Linked DNA regions of Mus musculus: region 2 is linked to region 1. A link is a loop called in an ENCODE intact Hi-C map of the cell type or tissue named here. Cell type or tissue: heart. All regions are shown on one strand. Links, peaks and the distances in the headings refer to the core of each region. The heading gives the core; the rest is flanking DNA.

Region 1 (4,207 bases), core at 757-3,256:
ACAGTGCTGAAAACATCCACGGTTCTCTCCACTGAAAACAACCAGTGTCAATGTCAGTGGGAGGAAGTGGCTGGTCCTTTGAACTGTGCCTTGGCTATTCTTAGGCAGTGGGCAAATGTTTGCTAAGGGTCTCACACTAGGTTAAGGACACTTGCTGGGCCCTGGCAAGATGTCATTTACATCCCTTTGCTGTTGTGACTTTAGACAGTGACCTGAAAACTTCGCACCTATAAAATCTGGTCTCTCAAGCTTTGTACAGAGGCTTAAACCATCTAGAAGCCTGGGCTCTGTGGATAGTGATGTGTCAGTGCAAAGGTCTGTCACCCTCCCAAGGGACCTCGATTCCCACATCTGCAGAAGGAACCTGTTAGACAAATTTTCGTTTCAAAGGTTCAGCCTGGCAATAAAATGAGAGTCTATAATCTAAGAATTGCCATCAGTCAGAAACCAGAAAGGATGTTGCTCACATTTCATCTATTACATAAACCTTACTGTAACAGCTCTTAATACCTTGTTTTGGATTACCTTCTAAGTGGTGTGTTCGGCCTTGTTCTACTGGGATCATGGGGTAAGGGTGGTTAGAACATTTTATCTTCTTAGTTGTTTGTCTGGTTTTGATGAATGATCTCTTGTATCACAAAGCTGGCCCCATCCTTACTTCAACTTCTCATCCTCCAGCCTCCTCGTCCCAGTTGCTGACAGGAAGGCACTCATGCCCACACTTGGTTTCATGGGCTGCTGAGGATCTAACCCAGGGTCACATCCATGCCAAGCAAGGATTCTATGAGCTAAGCAACATCACTATCTAGCTGCTGTTGCTTTCTTTTAAGTCCTTCCATGTGATGGGTCTCATCAGATAAAGGGGGGGGGGGCGATTTCCTTGTTCCTGCTGAACTCAACACAGCTTCCTTCTCAGCCCTAGCTAAAAGCCTGTACTCAGTCGCCTTACATATCAGGTCACTGGGGACTTAACTGAGCTTTGGGACATGAAGAAGAGCCTGCAGCACAGGAAGAGCCTGCAGTTTCACAGTGAGCTCGGGATGGGCAAGCCTACAGCTCAGAGCCCAGCTTTGCTTGAGCTGCATCACCAATGCTATCACCAATGTCAACAAAGGATGCTTTGTCTTCACCCATCCCAACATCACACATTAAATGAATTTTTCACAGTTGCTAAACACCGGCCACATAGATCATCCTTCTTGCATTACAAGGAGTTTTGTTGTTTCATTGGTTCTAGTCCATTCCCAATCAAAAGCCCAAACAATTTGTTTTAATTCCTTCTTTTATTTGGAAAATTATTTCATTTCTCCCCTCCCTGCCTCTGTCCAATACCCCCATATGCCCCTCCTCCTTGCATTCAAATTCATAGCCTCTTTTTCCTTTAACTATTATTATATACATATATGTATATAAACATATATTCCTAGATATACAAGTACAGCCTGCTCAGTCTGTACAATGTTACTTGTTTGTATGTTTTCAGGATTGACGATTTGGTATTGGATAACCAATTGGTGTGCTCTTCCCTAGGGAACAATATCTTCCCCGCTCCCTGTTGAAAATATCTGCTTTCAACATCTTTATAGTTATCTGATCTCCGAGCTTGTGATTCAAAAATGGAATCTAAGATAGTCAGTCTTATTTCAGAGTTATACCTCCAGACTTTAAAGAGTCATTTTTATGTCACAGCCCCAACAAAATCACAGCAGCCAAAGAGAGGTGAACCTACAGGTGTCAACTCCCAGACTAAACCCGTGTCTCTCCCTGGCCCGTCGGCCCAGTCCAAAGAGTAGGCAAAGAACCATACTGACTTGAGGCTACATCTGCTCGCCCAGAAGCCCTCCCTCCAGCTTGTAAGGGCAGAGAGCCAAGGCCAGACGTGGGAGCAGGGGCCCTTCCTGTCCCAGCTGGGATACAGGCTGCCCCGCCCTGTTCTTTCTAAGAGGAAGTGGGCTGGAAATCCTGTACACTCATTGTTTTATTAATAAAACTTTAGAAGGAGGAAATCTTTAGACAGGGATACATATTCACTTGGAAAACTAGGAGGCTAAGTCCCTAACATTCTTATGTTTCTTGCTGACTTGATTATCTGAGACTTTAGAAACAAAAACAGAATCCTAGTCCATCTTAGCATGACAAGTTGCTGATGACATATTAGACAGACAGCCGTCATTATTATGCATAGCCCCACCCACATCACAGTATATTCTGAGATAGGGAGCGAGCCTTACATGGGTTCAGAAACTCTTGTACTTTCCAGGATGCCGCACTCACAGAAGTCCAGCTAGAATCATTCTATAAACAGATGACCCTAGACTTACAGGTGAGAGGCAGACTTGTAGAAAGCATAAATTCAAAATCAGTCTCTCTCCCTCTTTCCCTCTCCCCACTCTGCCCCCACTTCTCTCAACTCACTATGTAGACCAGCCAGGCCTTCAACTTACAGACATTGCCCTGCCTTTGCCTCTGTCTCTCAAGTGCTAGGAATAAAGGTATTCACTAGCAGCCCCTGGCTCAAAAGACAATTAATGAAACAATTCACTAAGCCAGCGTTACGGCTTCATGAATCAGCTCTTAGACTAGAAAAGCTGTTTCTCACGCCTGAATCCACCTCTTCTAGGATAAGGTAGTTAGGCAAGCCTAAGCATACTGGGTGTTCCGGCAACACACCCACAAGTGGACGAAAGGCCTCTCAGTCTCAAATTTCCTGGGCAAACACTTAATGCTGCTGTGTTGGTGTGGTTTCTACACTGTCTTGGACTATATTAATATTCCTTCTTCCTTTCCACAGATGAGCTGGCCCAAGTCCTCCGGCTCTTACTCATTCCTAATCACTCACTCATTTCCTCTGTTCAGACTGGGATGGGAGGGGCAAATAGCTCTCTGGAACCACTAATGTTTGGACTTAAGATGACTGGCTATTTCATTATTTTGAATTAAAAGGACTAGACTCATCACATTCTTTTGGGGGAAAAGTTGCCAAGTTACCCATACATTTGAATATAGTTTTGCTTACTATTTCAAACTGCTTTAATAACAGAAAGTATGCTCATGGATAGCTCTATAATTAATAAAGACCAAGAAGGGAAACCCCAACATGGAACTCCACTGAAGATAATCCAGTGAGTACTATGACAGATGTCTTTAAGCCCCGTGTCCCCATCACTACTTGACTGCAATGTTCTCATATGCTCATTGAAGTCTGTTTATCAAACATTTTGTGCCATGCTTGTTCAGCATCGTTGACACAAATATACAACAGTCTATTATATAAACAAATTGGAGCATATACTAGAAGCTGTCTGGGTCACATCCCATGTTCACTGTTCATCTTCAGAGCTAATCCTTTCCATAGAAATAACCCTTAGAAATAGGCTCACTGGAGACAAAGGATCCACAAATTGTTTCTCATTTGGACACAAGAGGCCTTTTAGGGGAAAGAAAAAAAAAACAAAAACAAACAAACAAAAAACTTTCTGAGTCTTTCAGCACTTACATTTTGCTCAACCAACTTTGGCTGAATTTTCCAAGTCATCCTGATGCTTTTACTGAGAGCTAAATTTGTAGTTGGTTTCCAAATTCTTGAAATCTGTTAAGCAGTTGGTCATCTCTAGTTAACAAGCTATATTGCTTAGTGTAGCAACTCTATTCTTTGACATAGCATGACATCTTGTCCATTGTGTTGTGGTTGTTGTTTGAGGCAGGATCTCATGGAACCCAGGCAAGCCTGTTTGCTATGTAGACAAGAATGAGCCTGAGCCCCAGTCCTCCTGTCTCTGCCTCCCCAAGTGCTGGCATTACAGGCCATGCAGTATCATGCCCAAAACACATTCTTCTGGGACTGTATTTCAATTCACATTTGTAACGGAATGACTAGTATTAGTCACCCAGTGTCCCGGGATCCTCTGCTTGCCTTAGTTAATTTTCAGATCAAACCCTTTCTATAGCTTTCTGATGATGGGCAAATGACCTTTTCTCTGAAAGCCAAGCTTCAGAGTTAAGAAGCTGTTTCCGTTTCCAAACTCTCCCACTTGCTAAGGTAATGACTTGGGGTTGTATTGAGGACACATCTCTGTGATTCTCAGGTCCCTATCTCCTTTTGTGATGCTAAGACCTAATCTACTTAGCACACAGCCTGTTTATTTTTATAGAATTGGCATGTCAATGTAAGAATAGGCTACAGTTTTTATAAAAGTGTTTTTTAAGC
Region 2 (4,207 bases), core at 971-3,470, 83 kb after region 1:
ACACCAAGCCACACCTGTTCACTAGCTCAATTCAGTTTTACTGAAACCAGAACTTATTGCCACAACTACAGAACCAAGCCATCTCCCTGGCCACAGGACCTGCCCTCTCTTCTCCTTCATTCATTCCCTGTCCCTCACACCAAACTAAACTGATTCCCCCCCCCCCAAAAAAAAAAACCTGACCTTTTTTTCTGATTGGGTACCCTAACTAAGGTGACCAAACTACAGCACAGCTAGTGGAATGGAGTACATTAGGAAGCAACAAATACACATTTATATTCTCTTTCCTTTTTCCTCCTTGCATGTATATTCTTGTTTGAACCAACAAGCCAAAATCTTTAACACCCATGCATACACCAAGAAAGTTCTGAAAAAAGACTGCTACCATCCGAAACACGCAAAGACACAGCCATCTGTACTCGGTCTCGGAAGAGCAACACTGGCCAGCGTGTTTGCTCAGTCCTTGGGCAGCTTTTACCTTCTCTACAGCAGTGTTTATCACTGGATGGCAAAGTCGGGAACCTACAGGTCTCCTGAAACGATTTGCAGGGAATGAGGTTTTATCAAAGAACATAGGATATCTGTCCGGAGCACATTTTAGTTAAAAACTAGCATCAAGTCCTCCTTTAGGTTTTTATGACTTGGCCCCAAAAGAGCGCCTTGACTCCAGCTCAAGAGAAGTGCCTGCCCCAAGCTGGAAATGAAAATGTGAACAAGTATCAAGCTCTTGATATAAAACTGAACCTATGGTCAACAAGGGGCAATTGCATCTTAGGAAAAAACACCAGGGTCTTTCAGTGCCCAACACACACAACGTACACAGACATTGCTGTGCATTCTTTATTCTAAAATTGTTCAGGAAAGAATCCCACTGATAGACATAAAAAAAAAGGAGAAATTCTAGTAATTCTAGTGCTCTTCTGTTATGAAAAACTTTTTAAAATATGAATAAGCATTTACTGAGCTACATACAGGTCAAGCATGCAAGACAGTAGAGTTCTCCGAGTAAGATGTTTTAAACAATGTGTGCCTTTAATAACTTAATATGTTGAATTAGTAGGTTTTTTTTTTAAGTTCCCTGGTATGTGAAGTAGTTCAATGTCAGTGACAAGTGGCAGAAAAGTATTTATTTTACTAACAATAAAAATGTTTGGTCTCTGAAGCAGAAACAGAAAGGGGTTCTCTGTACAGTAATTACCTGACTTGAACGGTTGTGGCGGCCATCTCCTGCTACCCAGCAGGTCTGTGATACAGACGTTAAAATGTGCTCCGTAGTTTAAAAGGAGCATTAAGGAAACCCAAAGGACCAGGGCATCCAGAAGGAAACAGGAAGCAAAACAAGAAGGAAGACTTGGTGCACATAAGAAGGCCACTCCGGGAGGTTTCCCCAAAGTTAGGTACCGCCAGCTGCGGGCACAGGCTCTGCAGCTTGCTTGCTGGCTTGCTTGGCCAAGGCAAGGCTTCAGAGCTGGAAACCTGCCACCTGCTGAATCACCAAACATCCCTGGGCTTCCCTTAAAAAAAAAAAAAAAAAAACTGACCACATCGGCACCCAACCCCAGCTGGCTTTTTCCTTGGACACTTAACACTCTGACCAATGAAACGCCTGGACATCCTCTCCCCTGCCTCCTCAGACCCAAACTGCCTCCCAAATCGAAGGCAACTTCCACCAGGATCAGACCTCATCAATCTCACTCCTTTCTGCTCCCTTGGCCCCCACCCCTGCTGATGTTCAGCCCCTAGTGCCAGAAGGCAAGGCGTAAGGAGTTGACAGACAGCACACCAAGACAGGCATTCACGACTTCCATAACCAGGTAGCCAACTAGAAACACCCCCAATCTGAAGAAGGTAAATTTCAGGAAAGCGATGACAGAAGGCAGGCCTCAGAACACTGAAAATAAACTTCCCGTCAGAAACCAGCCTTCTGTCTTTTTTATGTGTGTAGCGCTGAACTCGGTCCTGTCTGAAGGTGAAATGAAACATCCGAGAAGCACCTGCCCGGATTCTCTCAGCTCCCCAGGTCAATAGCATCCTCCACCCCGACTGTTAGCCCGGCAGTCAAAAAGGATCAAGCATTATCCAGAATCCGTTAGATGGACCAGGACACCGGGGCCACCAAAGGAAGACAGTTGGAGTGTGGGTTTAAAATCCGGGCAGAGGCAGCGCTGCTACCACTGATGTGCCCTTGACAAGTCGCCTATGATCACTCAGACCCCTCATTCTCTGGACGAACCGCGTCCAGAGCTACGCAGATGCCCCTGCAGGCCTTACCCTTTAACACCCCCACGCGGTGAGGACACGCGGGGTCTCAGAATAGTCGCGAGCCAGGGGCTGTTACACCGCCTGGGAAGGAAGGGGCTCGCTCCTCCGGGAAGGGGGGTCCCACCTGTTATGCCGTTGGGGGTCATCGAGGGGCCGTGCTGAAGGGAATCCCAAAGCCGCGGACTCTTGGCCCCGCTGCGATCAGGCCAGGAGGTACCAACTGTCACTCTGCCGCCCAGGGTTGTGGGGGTGGGGCTGTGATTTTGGGGGTCCACCCCTAAGCACTACGGGACCTCTGGCTGGCTTCCACCTGGAAAGGTCCTCAGTCCCGGGCTCTCAGGCCCCGCTACCGTCCGCTCGCCTCAATGTGACACCAGGCAGCCTTCCAGCCCGCACGCAGCACCTCGGAAAGGTGCCCACGGACGCCTCCTCCTTCCTCCCCGCCCAAGTTGGCGGGGGAGCCCCGCCGGCGGCCCGCCCCCTCGGAGCCGGGATCGCGGCCGCCAGAGCGCTCCCCCGCGCCCACCCCCACGAGCGGCCGCGGGGGACCGCACGCCAGGTACGCGCGACACCGCGCGGTATGCGCTCACGCCCCCTCGCCCCGGCTGCCCGCCCGCCGTCAACCGAGGTCAGGCCTGGCCCGAGAGACTCGGGTCAGATCCAGCCGCTCGCGACCCGGAGGCCGGCCCTCCACCCCCGCCCCGCGACTCACTTGCACGCGAGTCGTGGCAGCCGCCGGAATTCTTTCCACGCGCCGAGCCCCGCGCCGCGGAACGAAACCGGGGCAGGGCGGCGTGCGGACTCTGCACCCGATCCCGCTCTCCCGTCCGCGTGCCAGGCTCCCGGGACGAGCAGCCCGCCCGAACCGGCTCTCCCTGCTCCCGTCCAGCCGGCAGCCCGCCGCCGCTGCTCCGGCCGCCGCCGAGCTGGCGAGAAGGCTTCTGACTTGGAACCTCGGGCTGCCGAGCATGCCCAGTCCGCGGCGGAGCCGGGTCGGCTTCCCGCGCGACGCCAGTCCGTTCCTCCGGGTGTTCCCGGCGGCCAGGGGGCGGGGACCGCGGACGCTCGACCAGGGACCCAGCTGAGTCCCGCAGGACAGCTGGCCGTGGGGTGTGCTGGGGGTGGGGACGGGGGGGGGGGGGAGTCCTTTTTGTTTCTAGAAACGGGAACTGGAGATGCGGTTCCCTTTCGCCCCCACCACCCCCCAACCACGAGAAGAGAAAGATGGTGGGTTTCATCCTCCGGGATCAGAAGCCCTATTAGGAGCCAGCCCGAGAGTTGTGCGGCAAAAGGCGGCTAGAAGGTTGGGGACACAAACTCAGCCTTGGTGAAACTACCTACGGGGACAGCTGTTGGCGAACTACACTGGCATTTTCTTTCCCACCAAGCCCAAGAGCTGCGACACTTGTGACTCCCTTATGATTGATCATTTAAAATGGATGAACCTCAAACTCTTCGGGACATTTTTCCGAAGCTCTAATCCTTAAAACCACCATCTCCCCCCCCCCCCCCCCCCCAAATCAGGGGTCTGCAGGCTTCCTAAATCGCGCAGCCCCAGGCAGCGTGAAGGCCCAGGAGTTCTCGGGAAGAACCGGGCCCTCCCCCCTAGTCCGTCCGGGCCCCACCTCCCGCCGCCTCTCGGAGCTGCGGCGAAAACCTGGAGAGCGCCGCACCAGGGCCGGAGCACTGCGCATGCCCAATGGCCCCACGGGGTGCGGGTCGCCGGCAGATCTCCAGCTCGGGCAGTGGAACCCGGTACCAGGACGGTGATCTCGCGGCAGAGACAGCAGCCTCCAGTAGCTCCGGCCTTCTGGGCCGACCGCTCGTACCACCGTGGCATGGGTCGCCCGGGACGCGCTACCCTGCAGGGTCTGGTCTGGGGGCGGGGAGGGGGGAACGGCCGTGCCTGCGAGACACGTGACTGTCCGCGGAGCTCCGGGGCAGC

Evidence for each region. Hi-C counts contacts between places; a loop is a spot of excess contacts. Peaks named below come from ENCODE experiments on the same cell type or tissue, not always from the same donor. Only the 100,000 strongest peaks of a DNase experiment are listed, where the experiment ranks them.
Region 2: it touches region 1 in a loop (4-fold over the local background); 2 of 42 quality-filtered maps call a loop at or near these places.

Annotation. Positions count from the first base shown.
Region 1 is chr19:32,302,323-32,306,529 of GRCm38, forward strand. All of the region lies in intron 2 of Sgms1 (sphingomyelin synthase 1), which reads right to left. Among named protein-coding and RNA genes, the nearest start is that of Sgms1, 84 kb to the right of the region's middle. In heart, for the core only: no CTCF peak of the experiment used is centred there; DNase peaks (open chromatin) are centred at 889, 1,879, 2,319 and 2,779; H3K27ac peaks cover 1,028 bases.
Region 2 is chr19:32,385,246-32,389,452 of GRCm38, forward strand. Sgms1 (sphingomyelin synthase 1) reads right to left here and starts at 3,267. Exons shown (of 10, transcript NM_144792.5): 1 at 2,975-3,267. It overlaps 2700046G09Rik (RIKEN cDNA 2700046G09 gene), which reads left to right and starts at 3,971. Exons shown (of 2, transcript NR_033198.1): 1 at 3,971-4,131. In heart, for the core only: CTCF peaks have their summits at 1,435 and 2,287; DNase peaks (open chromatin) are centred at 1,596, 2,356 and 3,286; H3K4me3 peaks cover 2,204 bases; H3K27ac peaks cover 1,861 bases.